Regions from separate parts of the Mus musculus genome. Here region 1 is linked to region 2. The links are chromatin loops, found by intact Hi-C in ENCODE. Cell type or tissue: gastrocnemius. All regions are shown on one strand. Each heading gives the region's core, and the rest is flanking DNA. Links, peaks and the distances in the headings are about the cores only.

Evidence for each region. Peaks named below come from ENCODE experiments on the same cell type or tissue, not always from the same donor. Only the 100,000 strongest peaks of a DNase experiment are listed, where the experiment ranks them.
Region 1: a loop joins it to region 2, with 3 times the contacts of the local background. A loop is called at or near these places in 11 of 42 quality-filtered maps.

What each region holds. Positions count from the first base shown.
Region 1 is chr2:37,699,696-37,708,026 of GRCm38, reverse strand. Strbp (spermatid perinuclear RNA binding protein) reads left to right here and starts at 4,682. Exons shown (of 18, transcript NM_001379315.1): 1 at 4,682-4,835. In gastrocnemius, for the core only: a CTCF peak has its summit at 4,722; DNase peaks (open chromatin) are centred at 4,178, 4,579, 5,491, 6,029 and 1 more place; H3K4me3 peaks cover 2,555 bases; H3K27ac peaks cover 2,512 bases.
Region 2 is chr2:37,753,069-37,761,399 of GRCm38, reverse strand. No RefSeq gene overlaps it. Among named protein-coding and RNA genes, the nearest start is that of Crb2, 19 kb to the left of the region's middle. In gastrocnemius, for the core only: no CTCF peak of the experiment used is centred there; DNase peaks (open chromatin) are centred at 4,713 and 5,007; H3K27ac peaks cover 670 bases.

The DNA of each region.
Region 1 (8,331 bases), core at 212-8,211, 53 kb after region 2:
CTTTCCTTGGCCACAGTGTCTTTTTTTTTTTTAATTAGATATTTTCTTTATTTACCTTTCAAATGCTATCCTGAAAGTCCCCTATACCCTCCCCCCCACCCTACTCCCCTACTCACCCACTCCCCTTCTTGGCCCTGGTGTTCCCCTGTACTGGGGCATATAAAGTTTGCAAGACCAAAGGGCCTCTCTTCCTAATGATGGCCGACTAGGCCATCTTCTGCTACATATGCAGCTAGAGACACGAGCGCTGGGGGTACTGGTTAGTTCATATTGTTGTTCCACCTATAGGGTTGCAGATTCTTTTAGCTCCTTGGATACTTTCTCTAGCTCCTCCATTGGGGGCCCTGTATTCCATCCTATAGCTGACTGTGAGCATCCACTTCTGTATTTGCCAGGCACCACAGTGTCATCTTTCAGTATCTTTTGGATCAAATATGTGTCTGGAAGTTAAACTGGAGTCCACTTACTCCTCCTTTCAAAAACATGTAAAAACACATTTATTTGTGTCTTTCTTCCCTCTTGTGAGGATGGGGACAGCATAGCTGTTTGTTTCCTTAAAAATAAAACAAAAAACAAAAAAACCAAACCTCTAAGGATTTCCACACATCAGATATCAGTTAGTACTTGAGCTAAGAATGGCTGAAACAGCCAATGCTGCTCTTTGAACTTAGGTGTGATTATGAAGTAGTCTAAGCTTTAGGATGTTACAGCATCCATTATCTTCCCACTGTTTATAGTAATGTAAATACTGGGAGGAACGTAATACCCACTATAGGGAGTGTAGTTTAATTAAATGATCCTTAAGATACAATGTTATGCAAAAAAGTACAAAAGACGAATACAAAAACAAAGAGATGTATTCAGTCAGATGTGGCAGTACATGCCCCCCATCCCAGCACTCAAGGCAAACTCTGTGAGTTCATGCCAGCTAGCATTACATAGTGACACCCTGTATTAAAAAGAATAAGAATAAGAACAAGAACAAGAACAAGAACAACAACAACAACAACAACAACAACAACAACAGCCAATCAGGTGTATTCTCTTTATACTAAATGAAAAACACCCATGCAGACAGAATACAATAATCTTCCCCCATCTTTTTTTCCTCTTGAGACTTTTTTTGTTTGTTTGTTTTTTGTTTTGTATACTGTGCTGTCCTGGAAGTCTCTCTGTAGATCAGATGGCCTTAAACTCAAAGAAATCCACTTGCCTCTGCCTCCCAAGTGCTGGGATTAAAGTGTGCACCACTAATGCCTGGCTGTTTGTATTCTTAAAGAGTTTAAAGCAGAACAAAACTTCTAAAGCAGGAGCTAGAGAGATGGTCAGTGGTTAAGAGCAGCTGTTGCTCTTGTAGGACCTGAGTTTGGTTTCCAGCAATCACAGTGGGTGGCTTACAACTGCCTGTAACTCCAAATCCAAGTTCTGACACTTTTAGTCTCTCTGGGCACCTCCACTCACATGCACACCCACAAAAAGTTAACTATACATATACATAATTTAAATATATATACTTATAAAAATTTAAGGCAATGTGGAAGTAAAGTTCTCTGCTTTTATATCCAATACTAGTTTCTAGGCGAGATCAGTAGTGACTGATGTTTAGAACTTTCTGATGTTTTATTAATGCAAATATAACATATATATCATAGCACATGAGCTGTTTGTAACCTTCTTTTTCCTTCTTTCCTTAAAAAACATAAAACCTGGGAGGCAGAGTCAAGAGAATCACTAAGGTCAGCTTTATCTACAGAGAGAGTTCTGGAACGGCCAGGACTGTACAGAGAAACCTTGTCTTGTAAACCAAACCAAACCAAACCAACCAACCAACCAACCAACCAAACTAACCCAAAACATAAAACCAAACCAATGAAACAATGTCAGTAAGAACAACAATACCACCACTACCACCACCACCACCCAGGTCTCATGTAGCCCAGCTGGCTTTAGACTTTGAGCTTACCAAATACCTGTGGATGGCATTGAATTCCTGATCTTCCTGCCTCTACCTGTCATTTGCTAGGATTACAGGCTTGCTTCTTGCAATCCTGGGTATGGAACCCAGGACTTCACATATGCTCTAGGCAAGCAGCGAGGCACACATTCTACAGCTGAACCACACCTCGTCCCCTAAGAGAGTTCCACATGGCCCAGGCTGGCCAACAACTCTCTATGAAGCAGAGTCTAGCTTTGAGGTTCTGATCCTTCCTCGTTGGCTTTCCAAATGTTAGGATTGCAAGAGGCACCACCATACTTGGTTACAACTTTCATATTTCTCTGGACATGTAAAGTGAGACATGACAAAATTTTCTTTGCAAGTAGCAGATGGAGTGGAGTGAGGGACAGAGAATGTGATGGTCATTTTAAATGTGAACTTTTACACTCTCCTTACTTTTGTATTATTTACTTGTTTTTCAATGTTTTACTTAATTTTTTAAAAACATTTTTTTACTTCTATGCTGTGCATATATGAATATTGGCACATATGTGCATATCACTCCTGTGGAAGTAGGTTAGAGGATAACATGTAAGGTCTTTCCTTAAACCATGTGGGCTCTGGGATTTTAACTCAGGTTTGTCAGGCTGGGCAGCAACACCTATACCTGCTGAGACATCTAGCCTACCCTCACTTGCTTGTTTTTGTCCTGAGTGTTTGGAGTTAAAAGTTCAATAAAAAACAAAACAAGAGATACTATTGAATCCTTAATGCCATATATTCTGCCTACTTAAAAAATATAATTTATAAGTGTTAGAATTCTAAGGGCCACATATGTTAAATGTAGTCTCACTGACTCCTAGTAACAGTACTCTGAGGTATGCAAAATGACAGATGAGGGCTCTAAGACCTAGATCTGTCAAGGTCACACAGCTAGTGCACAGCAAACCTGTATTGTGCACTGCAGTGTCTCTTCTCCCCTGGCAGACTTCCTTTTATACTGTAAAACCCAGCTTTAGTGATCTCATCCTCTGTGTATGTGGTCTTTCCTAACTTTACTCAGGCAGAGGGATGAACCTTTCCTCAAGATGCTTACAATCCAGGGAAGAGACTGAGCTAAACTACAGCTTGGTGACATAACAAGGCATTGTTGAACTGGTGATGCACAAGCAGGAAGAGTCTGGACCTGTGTCTCAGGGCAGTCAAGGGGCTCCAGATGGAGTATGTTCTAAACTGATAGAACAACCAGGTTTCCAGAAGGCTAGAATGAGGTGCCAATCAGACATAGTGATCTGGGGCTTAGCATAGACTTCAGGGATATGTTACAGACCTGGGGATAGCTAGGAAAGGACAGCTTTGTTGTTAATGAAGTGTCAAGGAGGGGCAATGGGAAGTGTGTATGTCCTGAAGTTGAAGGCCATACTCAAAGCTTTTTAACTCTAAGTATTAACATATTCTGTGAATGAAGTACTGAGGTCATATATTTTGGTAGTGCTGTGGATGCAACCCTGGACTTTGTCCATGTCAGGCAAGTATTATTGAGAATCATTTCCAGTCCAGAGCTGTTAATATTTGAGTCTGGTACAGGAGCAAGATGAGAAGGGGACCTACCAGGGGGAGTGTGGGAGGTCAGTCCCCTACTGTCTGCTCAAATTAAGTGGGGTTCTTTGCTAGGTTTGCTTTAGGCTAAGGACCTTGACTTATTCTTCAGTGCATTCTAGCACCCTGCCGAGTGTGGAGCATGCAACACACACTAAGCATGGGCTGAACCCCCTGGGAGAATGCTAGGCACTAAGAAGATGCCAACGTAGAGCTGTAAAATAAAACTTGAACCTTTTATTTCTTTCCCAGTACCACCGTTGGAACAAAGTGGGTAGGTGTTTAGCTAGACTACTCCAGACCTAAGGAGGGAAATAAGGAGGGAAAGGATTTCCCGGGCCATTAAGGGTGGAGTAGGGAGAGGAGATTTTGATTTTTGTTCAGTGCTTGCTATGTGCCAGGAAAATTCATATCTATTGTTTTATGCCATCTGCTCAACGGCTCTTAAATAGGAATTACAGTTTTAGTTTTTGTGAAGTGGAAACTGAAGCTCGAGCGGTTCGGTAACTTGGCCAAGGTCACACAACCGGCAAGTGGGAGGGGGAGCGAATCAAGGAGGGATCGGAGTCTCTTACTCAGCCAAGGTACTGCCTGCCCCTCCTCCACCCGGGAGGCATTGCGGCGCTTACTCCGTTAGCGTAAAGGCCGAGGCTGGAGCTGGAGAAGCATCCCGCACCGGGACGCAGAACCTGGGGAAGCCGGCTCTCATTGCGGCCGGGAGCAGCTCTCAGAACCTGCAGTTACGAAGTTAATGCGCGCTTAGCTCTTTTCAGCAGTTGGCCTCCGCCCAGCAACGCTTACCGCCGCAGGCACAGCGGGGCTCAGGTACGGTTTGCGGCCCGGGCTAGGCGCCGCGAGGTGGGCGGGACGCAGTTTACGTAAGCGGTCTCGCAGGTGCAGGCGGCGGCCGCGGGCCTGAGCGCCCTGCGCGCTCCCAGGTGCGCAGTTGACGCAGGCGACAGCGCGGCGCGGCGGCGGCGGGCGCTGGCCGGAGCTCTCAGGTGCGGCAGAGCGCGCGTGCAGGGGGCGCGCGGAGGGCGATGGGGCGGGCTTTCCGTTCCCCAGCAGCCGCGGGCCCCGCCCCCTGGATCGGCCAATGGGCGTGCTCGGCGGCGTCACGTGCTTGCCGCCGCCGCCGCGGTCGCTGCCGAAGCCGAGCTCGGATCCGCGAGCGCCACCAAGGCAGCAGCCGCCGCAGCCGCCGCCGCTGTGCTGAGGAGCCGGAGACGCGGGCGGACGAGGTGGCGGCGGCGGCGGAGCGGGAGCGGGGAGCGGACGCGGGCGGAGCGCGGCGGCGCGGGTAGGCTGCGGCGGGGCCGGCGCCTGCGCGGCGGGCCGTCCCGGGCGGGCGGCGGTTGAGGCGGCGGTTGAGGCAGTTGGCGGAGGCTGCCCGGGCCCCGCATTGTTTGTTGTGCGTCCTTAGCAGCGGCGGCGGCTGCTGAGGCGAGGAGCGCGGCGCAATCCCAGCCCCGCGGCTTGAGCTTTGTGGTCGCCGCCGCGGTACCCGGCCGGTCCGCGTCAGGACTGCGGGTCGCCTTGCTTGCTTTCGGGGTCGGGGTCGCGGGTCCCGGCCCTGAACCTCCCGAGGGCGTGGGCAGCGTGCGGGGCGCCAGCTCTGGGGAGGTGGGAGGGTTCCGGACTCGGGGCAGGTGCTGGAGGACGTTGCGGGCAAGAGCTGGGGAGAGGCTCGGGGGGCGGGCACAGGGTGTGGGCAGATTTGGGTGTAAGGGAGCGTTGAGGGACCCGGCCCCACGGTGACCAGGGCCTCAAGGGCACGCCTGGGGGACCCATGGGGGCCTAGGTCGGGCTCGAGAGGGAAGGAGGACGTTCCGTTTGGGGATTCGGATGGGTGTGTAGGGGGATTTGGGGCGGGCAGGGGCAAGTGAGGTGGTGGAGGGAGGGACAAGATGGGCACCTCTAGGCAGAAATGGAAGGAGCAGATGCCCTGGTTAGCGCTGCTTGTGAGGGGCAGAGAATGGGGCAGGCAGCGGGAAGGCCACCGGACGCCTGAAGGGAAATGGCGGAGGAGGGGTCCGTAGCTGGGAGTGTGGCGAGCAGGCTGAGCCCCAAAAGATGGAGGGAAGGAGTGTCAGAGGAGGGGGTTCTCTCAAATGGTGGCGGTTGAAATTGAGGGTATTCAGGCAGGAGATGTCTGTCTGTGTGTGTGCGCCCAGGACGTCAGGAGTTCCCTAGTGAGTATCTGGCTGGGAAGTATGGAAGGAGACAGGAAGGGGTTGACAGGCTTGGGGAAAATGGCTTGGTTCTGTATTCAGGGTAGAGGAGGATAGAGCAAGTGGGAGGAGGAGTGGTTTACACAGGTACTGAGTTTGAGGGCTTTGGGAGAGAAATGGGGATAAGGAGGTTATGTGGAGGTTTTAGGTTGGGTGGAGAGAGATGTCAAGGCAGGAGGTGTGTGTAGCAGTAAAAGGGCAGCAGAAGTGAGTGAAGCGGAGGGTGTTTGTGTGAGAAATTCTAGTGGGCACCAGCAGAAGAGGAAACCTTGAGGTTGGGAGCACCCTGGAAAGGGATGGGGTGTGTGGCAGGATGGAGAGTGGGGTGGTGAGCAGAAGGGAGGGAGAGGAAATATGGGAGTGGTAGGTAAGGTGTGTGTGTGTGTAAATGGAAATATTCCCAGGGCAGGAGGTGTGGAGAGAAGTTGGGAATGAGGAGGAAGATGGAAGCGGGGGTATGTTTGAAGGGAAATCAGTAGTAGGATGTAGGGGGTATGTTTGAAGGGAAATCAGTAGTAGGATGTAGAGGAAATGAAAGGAGTAGGCAGGGGACAGAAGAAAGGGTATTTTGTAGTAGAAAATGTAAAGGAATAGTACTTATACTGAAGGAAAGGAGAGGTGTTTATGGGTTTATGGCTGTAGCTAGAAGGACAGTTGTATGGAGTTGGTGTGCTGAGGGAAGTAGGATGCTCATGTTTAAAGCAGGAAATGACTGTCAGAGAGGGTTCAGAAGTAGGTTACTTAATTAAGATTTTGGAAGATTCAAGGTGTGGAAGTGTGAGGAAAGATTGGAGTTTTACAGTGTTAAGACATTAAAGGTGGTTGCCTTTAATCTCAGTGCTTGAGAGGCAGAGGCAGGTAGAGCTCTGAGTTAGAGGCCAGCCTAGTCAGTTATAGGAGAGCCAGGGCCACACAGAGAAACACTGTCTTGAAAAACAAAACAAAGACAAGCAAACAAGCAACAACAACAAACCCAAAAGACAGTAAAGGGTCCAAAATTAAGTCACTGAGAGATAATAAAGGGTAGAGTGCAGATGTCCAATGGGAGGAGAAAACTAGGGAGGATTATTTTCAGGCTTAGAGGAACTAGAAATTTGGGACAGTGGACACAGGATGTGGATCCTAGACTGATTAACAGAGAATAAAGGACTTTCAATTGCATACAATATCTTTTTTTAAAATTTTTTTTAATTAGTTATTTTCTTCATTTACATTTCCAATGCTATCCCAAAAGTCCCCCCTCCCCTCCCCCCTCCCCTCCTCCCTGCATATAATATTTTAAAGTTAATTTTTTTAGGATCAAAGAGGTGATGAGCCCCACTTTTAGTTTTACAGCAAGTGAATGGGAAAGGAATAAGGAAGAGCTGACCACCTACTTTCAAATTGGGCAGTATGTGGTGTGTATTCACTTAGCTCTGTTGACTGAGTAGACATGTGGCTATACATTGTGAAGAATACACCCAAAAGGTAAAGGAAATGGAATTGCAGTAGGTGCATAGTAGATGTCTTTGTGAAGCTTCCTGAAAGCAGGTCCCAGAGGCCAGTAACATCAAGAGCTCAAGAGAATATGCAGTTGATATGTTGTGTCTCAGGTACCCAGAAGCTTCCTGGGACAGTATTTGGGTGCTGGATGATGTAATATCAGAGTCTCATGCTACAGGCTGACAAATATAATGTAAGCTTCTAAAAGTGGGAGAAATAGAGCCTTTGGATTCTAACCTTTAAAATGTTAATAACCAACACTGGATTGTCAGCTCTTTTTTTAACCAAGTAATTGAAGTAAACTTTAGCTGAGGCCTTTAGGTTCTTATGTATTTTGGTTTGCTTTGATGGTGTATGTAATGTTAGCTTTAAATGAGAGAAGACACTTCTGGAGTTGGGTGGATGTAAGTCTACCATCAGCTTGCCAGGTACATGGGAATTAAACTTCAGGATTTTGAACCAACATTTCAGTGCCTTGTCTCCTTTAGTGATCTGTAGCTTATGTTAGAATTTGTGTGTGTGTGTGTGTGTGTGTGTGTGTGTGTGTGTGTGTGTGTGAGAGAGAGAGAGAGAGAGAGAGAGAGAGAGAGAGAGAGAAAGAGACAGAGACTGATTGATTGATTGGGAAGATTAAGGAAACTGCCTTGAGACTGTTTTATAGTAAGCTCTGTTTCCTAGAATCCTGGAAAGTGAATTCCCCTTTGACAGTTGAAATTTTTGCCTTGTCAGATTTTGCTAAAAAGTAAATTTTATCTGGTTATAGAAGTACCTTGAATTGCTATTCAATGAACTTCATATAGTATATAGTACTACTATGATTTCAAAGAAAAGGTCTGTTTTGGACAATTTCTGGGTTGATCCTTTTGTCAGTTGGGAAGTATCTTTGTGTACTTCCAAATAACAAGTTTGAGGGTGAGTGGGAATCTTGCCTAAACATAACGAGAGGAACAGAACACCAAATTTTAAAGTTGTAGTTTGAGTCTTAATTATAAATATTTCAAAATAAAAAGGTAATGATTTTTAAAATCCAGATTTGAAATGTTTAACATAGGGAGTAGTGTTCAGAAGGCATTGTTATAGGAT
Region 2 (8,331 bases), core at 234-8,233:
ACATCATGAGCCTCAATTCCACTCATCTTCCCATCCTTCCATATCCACCCTCTGCAACCTTCCCCCAAAAGCAAGCAAGCAAACGGAAATCTCACGGTGGAAGCAGCAGTGTGCCACGGTGTCTTACACCCTTTTGTCCAAATCGCTGTTCTTGCAAATGATCTTTGCAGTGAATCATTGGTCTGGCTTTAGGCCTCTGGCTTCTGCTGCACTGTCAGTACTGGATTCTCACAAGGACTCCTCTCAGATATCTTATCACTACCCTAGAGCACAGAGATCCTGCAGCTTCGGATCTGCAGGATTAGGCCTTTCACAAACTCCAGCTCGTTCATAGATGGGGTAGATGCTGGAGTGGGTCAGCTCACAACCTTGTATTTGAGTGGTAGCTGCATTGGTTAGCCTGACAACTCTCCCACACTCATGCTATCAGGGTCAGCTCACCAACAGGGCCAGCTCTACTGTCTGCCCAGATGGGGTTCCAGGTGTGGGGTAGGGGATAGCACTCTCCTAAGTGCAGCAACAGGTAAGGGGCGGGGCCATCTCTGCACAGCCCAGCCATCAAACAACACCGGCCCCAGCTGGCAGATGAGGCGCGTCTGCATAACCTTTGATGGTAACAGACCCCTGCTGCTGCAGAGCTACTTGCTCATTTTAGGGACTCTGGGTGCCTGGGGTCGTTTCAGGACTGCTATGCCTCACCTGTGCCATGTAGCACAGACTGTCTTGGGCTTGTTCTGCCCTCCTGGGCTGCGTAGTGCCAGGTGAGGGTCCTCGAGTCTTCTTGATTTGAAAATCCATTCTTAGGAAAGCCACCAGTTTTGGTTGGAGATCGCCTGTAATCCCAGCACTTGGGAGGCAAAGGCAGGTGGAGTTTGAGGTCAGCCTGGGCTGAAAGGGTGAGTTCCAGGACAGCCAAGGCTGTGTGAGTGCACGCACATGCACAGACACACAAAGATAGAGAGACAGAAACACACACACACACACAGAAACAGAATGAGAGAGAGAGAGCGAGTGAGAGAGAGAGAGAGAGAGAGAGAGAGAGAACAGCAAAGCAAAGCCTTGCTTATTTAGGACCATGTTTAACCCTTGCCAGAAAGTGTCAGGCCTGGTGTTAGAGGAAGAGACAGAACTTGATTGTGTGCCTGGCTGTCCGGTCACATAGTACCCTATGTATTATGAACTACTGAGGAGCTCTGGCTTAGTGAAGGCAAGGCTCTTGACCAGGGTCACAGATGAGAAGGTGGCAGAACTGAGATCAGGTCCAGGAGCCTCCCCACTCAGACAGGGCATTCTCTTCACCCTTGGTGCTTCAGAGGAAGACAGCCAAGGCATGACCTTCAGCTGCCCTTGGCTTTCATGCAGGGCAGCTCCCATCCATCCAACAGCCCAGATGCTCACTACTCCCTTGGCCCAGGAAGGCAATCTTTAAACGGAGTCAAGTTCATTGTCTTTGTTTAGACAGCAGAAGGGAGAAAACTCTACGGTAAAGGGAATGGTTGGTTCCCGCTGGCCTCACAAGTACACACAAGATTGTCTGAGTCAGCATGCAGACCTCCCTGGCCTCAGCACACCTCCCAGGCTGTCTGAGAGAATACAGTAAGAGAACGCTGTGGAATCGCCAGGCACAGGGCCCACCCAGCCTTAGGGCAGGCGTGGTTTTGGTGACCTTCTGCAACAATTTTGGGGCAGGGGAAAGGACAAGTGTGGCCCAACACTGGCTTATGCAAAGTGCTCAACAGGAAGATCATTCCCTGCGGAAGGAAGGAAGGAAGGAAGGAAGGAAGGAAGGAAGGAAGGAAGGGAGGGAGGGAGGGAGGGAGGAAGAAAGAAAGAAAGGAAGGAAGGAAGGAAAGAAGGAAGGAAGGAAGGGAGGGAGGGAGGGATGAAGGAAAATTCAGAAGGAAGCTTTAGGCCAATTATCTGGGCCAAGGCCTATAATCTCTGTGATCCTCAGTTTCCACATCTGTAAGACTGGTGTGCACATTCTCTTCTCAGCTCCACATCACTGATGCCTTACTGGTACTTCAGCCACAGCAGTTTACTGCAGAGTCGTCAGCAAATGTGAGACCCCCACACCCAACTGTCATCTTTCCAGGAAAAGGCCCCACACCCATCTGTCATATTCCAGTGCATCTCTAGCCTCAGGTAATAAATACCTTTCACAATGGGTGCTATTGCCTGTTTATGCAGTTTTCACTCAGTAAAAGCTAACACATGCTAGCTGGCTGGGAATGTAGTTTGAAAACCGCTAGGACTACAAGAGACCATGTTTTAAAACAAAACAAAAATCCCCCATGCTAGTAAAACATACTTAACATTTGCCGGCCATCACCTGGCTCCCGTGTCACATCATATAACTTTACAGGACTATGGAATTTCCAGAGGATGAAGCCCTGAATGAGACAGACAGGCTGATTCCCAGGCAATTCAGTCTTGCAGGTTTACTGTGTGCAGTATGGTGACCACCTCGTTTCAGCCTCCTAGTTCCTGTCGGTCCTTACAAGGCCCAGAAAGTCCTCTAGGGACCCTCTCCAGGTTGCACAATTTTGTGTGAGCCTGTATCCTGTTGAACCTGCACCTTTCCCATCTGGGCACTCCCCCCTCCCCCCAGGGTCTCAACTGCACCTCCTGGATGAGAGCTGGCTTTGCTGATGTGATTCACTGTCCCTTTCCGGCTCTGACATCGTCGGTATTTAAATCAGCACATGAATATTTCACAAGCATCCCGGGCGAAAATAACCCCCTGCCTGGTTATGTCAGGCCGCAGCTCCAGTCGCTAGGCCGCGGCTCCCTTGCTATTTACGAGACATGCGATTCCGCCAGGCCTCCCAGCAGCAGCCCAAGGAATCGATATTCTTTAAATAAGTAATTAGAGGAGCTGAAGACTTGGGCAAGGCCTGGACGAAGCCGGCCGGCAAGTATCTGTGAAGAGCTCTTCTAGGTTCCCTGCAACGGGCCTCTCTGTCAAACCTTGTGACAGGGTCTGGGGGTGGAGTGAGTGAGACAGGGCGGAACAAGACCCAGCCGTAGAGTTGCTGGCATTTTTCAGGCTCTCCCTTCCTGCCAGGCTTTGTCTCATTACTGCTACCCCAAATTGTTCTCCCGAAGTCACAGAGGCTCAGAGAGGGGAGGTGAGTCTCCCAGCACCATACAGCAAGGGAAAGTCATAGGTCCATGTCCATCCTGCTTAAGCAGGGTGTTTTTCAGCCTTGAGCTCTTGCTATTTGAGGCTGGACCACAGTTCGTGGCTCAGAGAGGGGAGGTGAGTCTCCCAGCACCACACAGCAAGGGAAAGTCATAGGTCCATGTCCATCCTGCTTAAGCAGAGCGTTTTTCCACCTTGAGCTCTTGCTATTTGAGGCTGGACCACAGTTGGTGGCGGGAGACCAGCCTGCGCATTGTGTGATGGTTACAACAGTGACTGAGTAAAATACAGTGACATGCACATATGAAAATGTCATAAGGAAGCTCATTGTTTTGTATGCCAATTATAATAATTAGTGGTGCTAAAAATAACCCAGGGGAGAGGGAACTGCACTCCTCTTGGGCTCTCCCATTTACCAGCCTCAACTGAGCTGGAAGCTATCAACAGGACTGCCTTTGGCTCCAAAGGACCCCACCACCACCACCAAATGCCACATTTTTAGCTTCTGCTGTGCCTACAGGGTTGGAGGGAGTGCCGCTCAGCCCCTTCCCAGTGCATGGGCTCAAAGGCTGCACTTTTGATTACCCAGGAAGCGGTAAAACACACAGAAGCAAGCATATTTTTTTTTCAATGCACATTTTATTGGTCTGTAGTGTGGGTGTTTCTTCCACCAATGATGATCAAAAGCAGGGATCTGACCACCATCCTTGTTTAGGTGTTTGTGAGAAAAGGTATCTAGAAAGGCCTGTCCCTGTAGACACAGCCTCCAGGACAGGGCTCAAGGGTGTTTGTGCATACCGCTTTATCCTTTCCACCACATTGTCCTTGGGTCTCCTAGGGTATCTGGACATCCCCCAGCTAGCCTCATCTTGTGGCTAAGGAAACTGAGGCTAGGTGGGGTGGAGTTTTGTCCAGAATACATTGTTGAGCAGCCATTTTCTGAGGGGCTACTGTCACCCTAGTAGCCGTGGGAAAGCTCCTTCTCAGTGGTACCACGAATGATTCTGGTTGGTGGCTATCCCTCCAGGAAGTGATCAAGCATGCTTCTTGAAGGCACACTTCCTCTTTCTGGGGACACACCTCCCAGAGCCACAGAACTGTCCAGGTCAGAGAAGGATTTGCAGGACTGCATGACAGTAGTGGCAGGTGGTAGTTTCTGTGAGCCTAGAAGTGACACAGGTCACCTTTGTCCATGTTTCATCCGCCAGTCATGTTCAAAGCGAACCTAGCTTCGACCCCAGGAAGAGAACACAGATGGATAGACCTTGAGCTGTGTCTCTGTGTTTGGTCTCAAGGTGCCAGGGTTAAGTCGACACAGATAGGGTAGGGACCCACACCCTGGCAGGAGATGGAGTGACACGACTGTGTTATACCCAGGGAACCAGTGTCCCTAGCTGGAGGTTAGAATAAGTCCTCATCCCATGTTTCAGCAGGAGTCCCTGTCAGTAAATGTAACTGTAGGCCTGAGGTCCCAGCAGATGGCACAGAAGAGGTAAATGGCTGAGTTCATTCTGTACACAGACTCGCACTCCCCACCCCACCCCACTCACACACACACACTGAGGCACATGCATGTACACACACACACACACACACACACACACACACACACACCCCAGCTATTATAACATTTTACCACCACAGTTAATAGGCATCTGCTTGAGGGACTTAGGGACTCTGGGCTGGGGGGCTAAGTGTGCATGTCCTTCCAAGGGTTTGCTTCTTTAGTGACACCAGGGCCCAGAGCCCATGAGACATTTAAAGACTGCTACAGCAGTGGACTGTGATGTGTCATCTCTGTGGCTGTAGGTACCAGCAGGGGCCTTAGGGACCAGCTGGTAGGCACTGGCCTCCCACAGGCACCTTGGCAGGCTTAGCACTTTGTCTCTGTCAAGCCTGTTTCTCCAGTTTCTCTGTCAGGGGCCACCTGATCATCTTCCAAAGGGCTGCTTCTGGAACACTGGGGCCAGCTCTCCCAGGCAGCAAGCCCCTGCAGAAGCTAGCCTTGGACCACAGCACACCTCAGGTCTCAGTGGTTCTCCCCCCTTTCCTACCAGCTCGAACCCCACGTGGGTCTTATGCCTTTTGCTCTAATTACAAGGTCTTTGCAGAAGATTTGGAGTAAATATCCATCCTGTCTTTTTACATTCTTCCAATATTCAAGGTCAAGGGGACTCATGGGCAGAATCAATGTAACTGCTGTTTTCTGGCATCCCATGCTTTTGATTTTATGCATTTAAAAAGCACGATTCTGAGAAAGGATCTGTAGGCTTTACTTGATGTCAGAGGGACCTGGGTTGCTGGAAAAGCAAGTGTCACCTTAGGCTGTGGCCTCCTGCTGTGGAACAGGATTCCTTCCCTGCTCCACAGTATGCATGCCTTGCTCTCCAAGGCTCCTATTGGTGTGAGGATATACCCACCACCTCCCTTCCTCTAGACGCTAGCGCTAGCGCCCCTGAGCACCTTCTAAAGTGGGTGGTCCCACAGGAGTGTTATTCCAGGTGGTCTTCTTCCACCTGTCTAATTAAGGGGACTTCTCCCTAAGCCAGATAAAGCAGGAGTCTCCGGTGAACACTCTGCACTGAGACAAGCTGTGTCCCACAGGGCAGAAGCCAATCTGGGAGGAGGGGGAGGGAGCTGGCTGCATAGTCCAGATGTGGTCCCATCCTCAGGCAACACGGTTCCTCATGGCCTCCTCTGTCTGACTCCTGCCCAAATCCCACAGAGACGCACAGAGACGGGTGTAAGCAAGGCTGGCAGCTGTGAATAAGTGAATGTGGAGACAAACTAAGAGAAACCTCACAGGCACAGAGGAGGAGGAGGAGGATGTCCATTGTGGACCTGTAAGCCACTGCCTGGGGTGGGAGGTGGCGTCCAAAGTGGGTGTTTCTGTATGCCAACAGTGGGAAGCCAGAGACAGGTGGTAGTGGCTGAGCCTGAGGAAGCCAGCAGGAACTAGGCTAGAAGAGGCTTACCTGTCATGATGGTAGCATCAATGGTTGCTGTAAGTCAAAGCTGGAGTCCCTCTGATCATGGCCAGGACCTCATGCAGGGTCCGTATAGAAGTCCGTATGTGGGAGCCTGATATCCCCTCATCAATCCTGTCTCAAGCTATCTCAAGATTCCAGGAAGGAATCAGGCTCTCCCCCTGTACCCAGCAGACATCCTTAAACTACTTTTATGGGGCCACCCATCAGCTCACTTGTTAAATCTAGCTTTCCTTAGCTCTGACTCCCCCTGACCTCCATGTCCCCTTCTCTATTCTGGCATTGACCGGCTGCTTCTTTGTCCTTAGGGTCTCCTCTCCTTGTGCTCATCCCTAAGAAGGTGGTGGCTTCCCAGTGCCCGTTCCTCATCCCCTCCTTAATCATTGTCTACCCTAGACAACCCCAATCCTTTCCTGTGACTTCAGGAACCACATAGAGCTGGGGTCCCCAGTTTCCACTTTCTGTCACTCCTGACTCAGTCGTTCACCTGCTGAACTTTCTCAGAGCTCCCCATGGACACCTCAGTCCTAGAGACACCCTCAAGTCAGACTTCACTTCCCCCCACAACCCATATAATGTCGGCATAGTGCAGTCCTGTGCAGCTGCCCATGAGGAACTGAATCCAGCTTTCTTTTGGACACAAGGAAGGGGCTGGGAATGTAGCTCAGTTGACAGAGTTCTTGACTAGCATATGAGAAGCCCTGGGTTTGATTCCTAGTAGTGCCTAAAGCTTTTGACACTTGTCTGAGGCAGGAGGATCAAAAGTTCAAGGTCACTTATCTGTGAATCAGCAGCCAGTTTGGGATACATGAGATCTCTCTCTCTCTCTCTCTCTCTCTCTCTCTCTCTCTCTCTCTCTCTCTCCCTCCCTCCCCTCCCCCCTTCTTGTTTTGTTTTGTTTTGAGATGGGGTTTCTCTGTGTAGCCCTGGCTGTCCTGGAACTCACTCTGTAGACCAGGCTGGCCTCGAACTCAGAAATCCGCCTGCCTCTGCCTCCCGAGTGCTGGGATTAAAGTCGTGTGCCACCAAGCCTGGCTTCCTTCTTTCTTTTTTTAATTGCAGATAATACTGAGCAGGGCAGAAGTGAGCCACTCTACTGACTCTCAGGTGTCACTGTGTGATTAGGACCCAGGAAGGAGAAGCGCATCTCACCTCTGACCTCTGGGTCTGCTGGGACTGAGCAGTAAATGTTGATCAGATTGATTCACGCCACCCTTGGAAGTCAGTGGTCAGCTGCTGACCACACTGTCAATTATTCAGGCTCCCAGGGATTGCATGGAGAGCATAGATGGCTTAAATAAAACATGGCTCCATTGCCCTTCCCTCAGAGGCCTGGGCAGGGTGGACAGCCAGCACCCAGCACCTCCCTGGATAGCCATGAGCACACATGCCTGGGATCCCACCCAGAAATCAGTTCACATATGGTTCTGAAGGCCTTCCAGAGCCAGGAGACTGGATCCCAAGGGCAGGACAGGCTACGGGAGTCACCTGAGTCGAGTTTCAGTTCTATTCCAATAGTCACAGGCTTTCCTTGTCACTAGAGACAAACAGACACTGTGGGAGCCTGGGAGCCATGAGACCATGGGCAGGAGAGTCACACCCCAGAGAGGTCAGTCCCTTGGGAACAAAGCTGATGACACAGGCCACCTCATGCCCTCAGGTCTTTCTGGAACCAGGTGATCGAGAATGAAGGTGCATTCCTGCAATAGCTTCTCCCTGTGTGCTTGGCACTTTGTGAGGTTCCTCAAGGTGCAGTGAGAAGGCTGATTTCTGCCCCAAGTAAATCCTAGCTGAACACTAACAACAGAAAGGATGGTGAGTTGGGCACAGTTCTAACCTCCATGTGCCTCCTCACACATTCTAACATTCATCAAGGTGGCTGCTGGTGGCATCTCCATCATTCAGCCGAGGGAGACGTTTTACAGACGAGGCTATGAAAATGTGCCCACCACCCATTCTGTGTAAATGATGGGACTTCAAGTTCCTACTGTCCACTTCTGTTTAGAGTCACGGGATGGAGATGGATGGACACTAGATAGATGGTCCTCTACAGGCAGTGCTGTGGAGGGGAAACCAGAGGGACTATAACAGAGGGGCCAGTGTATCCATGATGAATCATGGGAGAGTGACAGAGAAGACCTTTTAGAAGGTCATAGACTTCTGAAAAAGGAGGTCCTGAGGAAAGTCTGTTCTGAGCCT